2 separate regions of the Homo sapiens genome follow, and region 2 is linked to region 1. A link is a loop called in an ENCODE intact Hi-C map of the cell type or tissue named here. Cell type or tissue: endothelial cell of umbilical vein. All regions are shown on one strand. Each heading gives the region's core, and the rest is flanking DNA. Links, peaks and the distances in the headings are about the cores only. Region 1 has its middle 18 kb from the start of KIF4B. Region 2 has its middle 69 kb from the start of KIF4B.

Region 1 (2,918 bases), core at 225-2,724:
TTTTTCTTTTTTTTGAGATGGAGTCTCACTCTGTTGCCCAGGCAGGAGTGCAGTGGCGCCATCTTGGCTCACTGCAACCTCCGCCTCCTGGGTTCAAGCGACTCTCCTGCCTCAGTCACCCAAGTAGCTGGGAGTACAGGAGCCCGCTACCACACCCAGCTAATTTTTGTATTTTTTAGTAAACACAGGATTTCGCCATGTTGGGCAGGCTGGTCTCAAACTCCTCATCTCAGGTGATCCTCCTGCTTCGACCTCCCAGACTGCTGGGATTACAGGCATGAGCCACCTTGCCCAGCCTGATTTTTCATTTTTGATTGTTTCTGTTAATTTTTTTTTTTTACTTGGATGGCTTACTTAACATTATTGCAAGAAGAATAGAAAGATATGAAGACAGTGTTTCTGTTTGTTTAGGAAAAGCATGTGGCTTCAGAGCTCATTCGATGGTTAAAACTATCATTTAAACAAGTGATGCCGTGCTCTATGCTTGTGTTCCTGATTTCCCTGGCGGTTCTGGTTGCCCACGGGCTTATTCACATCAGTCTGTGCTGAGGACCTTAGGGACTTACTTGAGGTCGCATTTTTGAGCATGGGGTAGAGAAGCCTTTTTGGATTTGGATACAGCTGAGGAAAGAAAACAGAAGCCAAGGCCAGGAGCATAAAATGAGGGGCTCAAGTTAGTAGTCACCTTGGGGATTTTTCTATCTTGCAGTAAAATCTTAATAGAAATTATCTGTAGTCTGCCTCTATTCATTGGGCAGTTCATTTCAAAGGGCTATTGGCCTCATCTCTGATCTTTAGTGAAATTGTGTGTGTAATGGTGTGTATTTATTCCATGATGGGAACAGAGAACACTTGTTTAGTGTTGCACTTTAGACTGGTGTCTTCTTTGCTAATGCAGCTGTGCCACCAATTCTCCGTTATCTTTTAAAAATATTGTGGCTTTAAATTATGACTTATTTTGACTGTGGAATAAATACACGAATGAAAAAAAAAAAAGAAAAATAAGACAGAAGGCTGGGGAGATATAGCTGATTTTGGAGATTAAAGGGATTTCATATTGCTGAATCCCCGAATGAGACTTCTCACCCCACCATAGACAAGGCTGGATCACTGGACAGCTGCCCAGATTGTGGTCTGTCCTTGATACACTTACAGTATGAGGGAACAGAGGCCATGCTAGCCCCTTGCAATAGGGCACGTTCCTAAGCCCACCAAACAGGGCAGGGACTCTGCCTCTAGGAGCGAAGCCAGGAATGGCCCTAGGGGACCATCTTCCAAATAGAAGGAAAGTCATGAGAGAGAGAGATGCCTCTTCACATTGTTTAGCTATAGGCCCATCCGAGTGGTCTCCATGACAAGGCAGGGGCTTCCTAGACAATGAGATAGCTGTCCTGCTTCTGCCCCCATGTGGTCTGACATGGGGGAACGCCACTCTACTGCTGGGGACCCTTCCTTTTACATTCAGTAAGAAGTCCTTTGTTACAAAGGAAATAGAATAGCAAACAAATAAACACAAAACCTGGAAACAGCCTAATTTTGCCCAACATTAGGGGAATAAACTAAATTATAGAATATCCATTCAATGGAATGGTAAGCCATTTAAAAAAGCTGTTTACAAAGGGCTTATAATAATGTGGGAGTTATGTGGCATTATGTTATAACGTCAAATGAAAAAAGTATGGTACAGAATTGCACATATAGTATGAACTTGGCTATATTAAAACCTCGCTAAGATTATACGTAGAAAAATGAACAATTTGGGAGGAAGTTTCCAAAATATTCACAGTGGTTGCCTTTTTGGTTAGTTTTTTCCTATAGCTTACAAATTTTCTATAATAAGCATGTATTTCTTTTGCAATGGAAAAACCCAACTTTATTTAAAAAATAAAACTTTTTTATAATGGCAGAGGTTACTCATTATCAGTCAAATCAACAATTTAGAACTTTATAGATTCATAAGATTACAGAATGCTAATGCTGCAAGGGACCTTAGAGATTGTCCTAGTTTAAGAATTAAGACTGGGCGCGGTAGCTCACGCTGGTAATCCCAGCACTTTGGGAGGCCGAGGCGGGCGGATCAAGATGTCAGGAGATCCAGACCATCCTGGCCAACATGGAGAAATCCCGTCTCTACTAAAAATACAAAAATTAGCTGGGCGTGGTGGCATGTGGCTGTAGTTCCAGCTACTCAGGAGGCTGAGGCAGGAGAATCGGTTGAACCTGGGAGGCGGAGATTGCAGTGAGCTGAGATTGCACCACTGCACTCCACCCTGGTGACAGGACGAGACTCTGTCTCAAAACAAACAAACCAAACCAAACCAAACAAAAAAAAATTAATTAATTTTTTTTTTTTTGATGAGGGAGGGTGATGGATCCCCTTTAAGGATCTCCTAGGAACTATGGCTTACTTCCTGATACCTTTTTTTTTTCTGGGGTGGAGTCTCACTGTCACCCAGACTAGAGGGCAGCAACGCCATCTCAGCTCACTGCAACCTCCGCCTCCCGGGTTCAAGCAATTCTCCTGCCTCAGCCTCCCAAGTAGTTGGAATTATAGGGATACACCACCAGTTCCAGCTATTTTTTTTGCATTTTTAGTAGAGACAGGGTTTTACCATGTTGTCCAGGCTGGTCTCGAACTCCTGACCTCAGATGATCCACCTGGCTTGGCCTCCCAAAGTGCTGGGATTACAGGCGTGAGCCACTGTGCCTGCCCTGTTCCTAAGATCTTAACACATTTAAACAACATCATTTAAGTTGCTTTTAGTTTCAAGCTACAGAAAGCCCTGCTCAAAGCTGTTTAAACAATGAAGAAAATTCATTGGCTCATGTAGCTAAAAACTTCAGCCACCTCTGCCTCTTAACAGTTACATCTCCACCACCTTGTCTCTCAACAGCTACAGCTGCAGAAAAATCTCATG
Region 2 (2,918 bases), core at 112-2,611, 87 kb after region 1:
GAGATGATTGAAGTTAACCTGGCCTCTGTCCTGGCATATAATTGCCCCATGGGTTCACCTTGCCCGCTGCCTAGACAGAGCTGATTTATCAAGACAGGGAATTGCAATAGAGAGAGTTTAATTCACACAGAGCTGGCTATACAGGAGACTAGAGCTTTATTATTACTTAAATCAGTCTGCCTGATAATTCCCGGATCAGAGTTTTTAAGGATAATTTGGCGAGTAGGGGCTTGGGAAGTGGGGAGTGCTGATTGGTTGGGTTGGAGATGAAATCATAGCAGGTGGAGGTGAATACTCCTTGCTGTCTTCTGTCCCTAGGTGGGATCGCAGAACTGGTTGCACCAGATTACTGGCTTGGGTGGCATCAGCTGGTGCATCAGAATGCAGGGTCTGCAAAATATCTCAAGCACTGATCTTAGGTTTTACAACAGTGATGTTATTCTCAGGAGCAATTTGGGGAGGTTCAGAGCAGCCAGAGGCTGCATGGTTTCTAAACCATAATTTCTAATCTTGTAGCTAATTTGTTAGTCCTACAAAGGCAGACTGGTCCCAAGGCAAGAAGGAGGTTTATTTTGGGAAAGGGCTGCTACCATTTTTGTTTCAAAGTTAAACTACAAATTCCTTCTCAAGGTTAGTTCAGCCTATGCCCAGGAATGAATAAGGACAGCTGAGAGGTTAGAAGCAAGATGGAGTTGGTTGTTAGGTCAGCTCTCTTTCACCGTCATAATTTCCTCAATTATAATTTTTGCAAAAGTGGTTTCAGTGGCATCACAGTCTAATGGGGGTTAAAGATAGTAAGAAATTAAATTCATGAATTATAACTTATATTATAAAAGACAAGGGTGCATGAGAGAGAATAAAGGGATTGAAGGAGGGAACTCAGTTTAGATTTGAGAGTTCAGAAAGGCTTCCCAGAGGAGGTGGCATTTAACCTGAAGACTCATGTGCCCTGGTTGCCTCTCGTTCCCTTTCTTATTACACCATTTTTTGCTTGTTGCACTCTAGCCATGATGGCCTCCTTTCTGTTCTTTGAAAATTCCAGAAATGTTTCTGCCTTAAGGATTTTCTGCCTGCTATTCCTTCTGCCTGGAATGCTCATCCTGCTTAGAACACTCTGACTAATCAGTCATCCTCTGACTCATTTCCTCACCTCCCTCAAGTAGCGGCTCATATACCATCTTCTCAGTGAGGCCTACCATCGCCATGCCCACCCTACTTAAAATGGTGACTTGTCTCTGACCACCCCTCATCCCTGCCTTGGAACTCCTCGTCCTTTCTTTGCTATGCCTTTCTTCCTTCCTCACCATAGCATTTATCATCTAACATATTATCTCATTAATCATGTCACTGTTTATACTGATCTCTGGCTGAATTTAAGCTCCATGAGGGCAGGAATTTTTGTCTGTTTTGGTCACTGCTTTATCCCAAGCACCCAGAACAGTGCTGGCATGGAGCAGGCACAGAGCAATACATAGTTGTTGAATTAACACATGCATATAGCCTGTGAAGAGTCAGAAAGAGTGTTTGAAGTAGAGGGATCTGAAGGCATACTGGCCCAGAGGTAAGAAAGAGCCCAGGATATGCATGAAACAGAAGGAAGGATGAGTGGCCAAGGGGAGCATGATGAGGTTGAAGGGTGGGCAGTAGGCAGATCTTTGGACATCTCTGATTCTTAGGACTTTTTCTCCTTACATTGGAAATCTCCTACACAATCAGTCTCTGTATTAGTCCATTCTCATACTGCTATGAAGAAATACCCGAGACTGGGTCATTTATAAAGGAAAGAGATTTAATTGACTCACAGTTCTGCATTGCTGGGGAGGCCTCAGGAAACTTACAATCATGGTAGAAGGCAAAGGAGAAACAGGTACCTTCTTCACAGGGTGGCAGGACAGAGTGAGTACAAGCAGGGGAAATGCCAGATGCTTATAAAACCATCAGATCCCTTGAGTCTCACTCGCTGTCATGAGAACAGCATGGGAGAAGCACCCCCATGATCCAATAACCTCCATCTGGTTCCACCCTTGACAGGTGGAGATTATGGGGATTATAATTCAAGGTGAGATTTGGGTAGGGACACAGAGCCAAACCATATCAATCTCCTTGCAGATATTAGTTCTCTACCTGGAAGTGACACCAAGAAATCTTAATTTATGGTGGCCCACTGGGTATTTGAAGTTGGATATCATAACTACTGTTAAAAGAAAAACTTTAGCCAAATTAAGTTTAACAGAGTGTAATTGAGCAAAGAACGATTCATGAATTGGGAGGCCTCCTGAGCCAGAGTAGGCTCAGAGACTCCAGTGCAGCTATGTAGTTGGAAGATTTATGGACAGAAAAAGGAAAGTGGCATACAGAAAACAGAAGTGAGGTACAGAAACAGCCAATTTGGTTACAACTTAGCATTTGCCTTATTAGAACACAGTTTGAACAGTTGGCCACCTTTGATTGGCCAAAACTCAGTGATTGGCACAAGAGTAGTCTACAGTCTGTTTACAACTCCGTTTAGGATATAGTTCATGATGTGCAGAAAAGCCTTTAGGCTGAACTTACAATATGTAAGGAGGCAGCTTTAGGCTAAACTTGATTTAACACCACTCTCTACCTCTGTGTTTTCTCCAGCCCAGTAGTTCTGGTTTCTTTGACAAGGATGTTATTTTTAAAAAACTCAATAAATACAAGTTTATTTCTTGCTCACATAAAGTTTAACTCAGTGTTTTTGATTGATGGGAGGCTCGTTGGTTGGAGTAATTTAAAGACCAGGCTCCTTCCATGTTGTGGCTCTGCCATCTCCAGCAATGACTCCCAAGGTCACTGAGGAAGGAGAAAGAACACAAAGGATTATACATGTGAGGGTTTTTGAGGCCAAGCCCGGAGGTGTCCTACATCACTTCCACCCATATTCCAGTGACTAGAAC

Evidence for each region. A loop is a pair of places that touch in the nucleus more often than their neighbours do. Peaks named below come from ENCODE experiments on the same cell type or tissue, not always from the same donor. Only the 100,000 strongest peaks of a DNase experiment are listed, where the experiment ranks them.
Region 2: a loop joins it to region 1, with 2.0 times the contacts of the local background. A loop is called at or near these places in 1 of 110 quality-filtered maps.

Annotation. Positions count from the first base shown.
Region 1 is chr5:154,994,512-154,997,429 of GRCh38, forward strand. No RefSeq gene overlaps it. Among named protein-coding and RNA genes, the nearest start is that of KIF4B, 18 kb to the right of the region's middle. In endothelial cell of umbilical vein, for the core only: a CTCF peak has its summit at 1,410 (motif pointing left); no DNase peak of the experiment used is centred there; H3K27ac peaks cover 181 bases.
Region 2 is chr5:155,081,481-155,084,398 of GRCh38, forward strand. No RefSeq gene overlaps it. Among named protein-coding and RNA genes, the nearest start is that of KIF4B, 69 kb to the left of the region's middle. In endothelial cell of umbilical vein, for the core only: no CTCF peak of the experiment used is centred there; a DNase peak (open chromatin) is centred at 1,111; H3K27ac peaks cover 929 bases.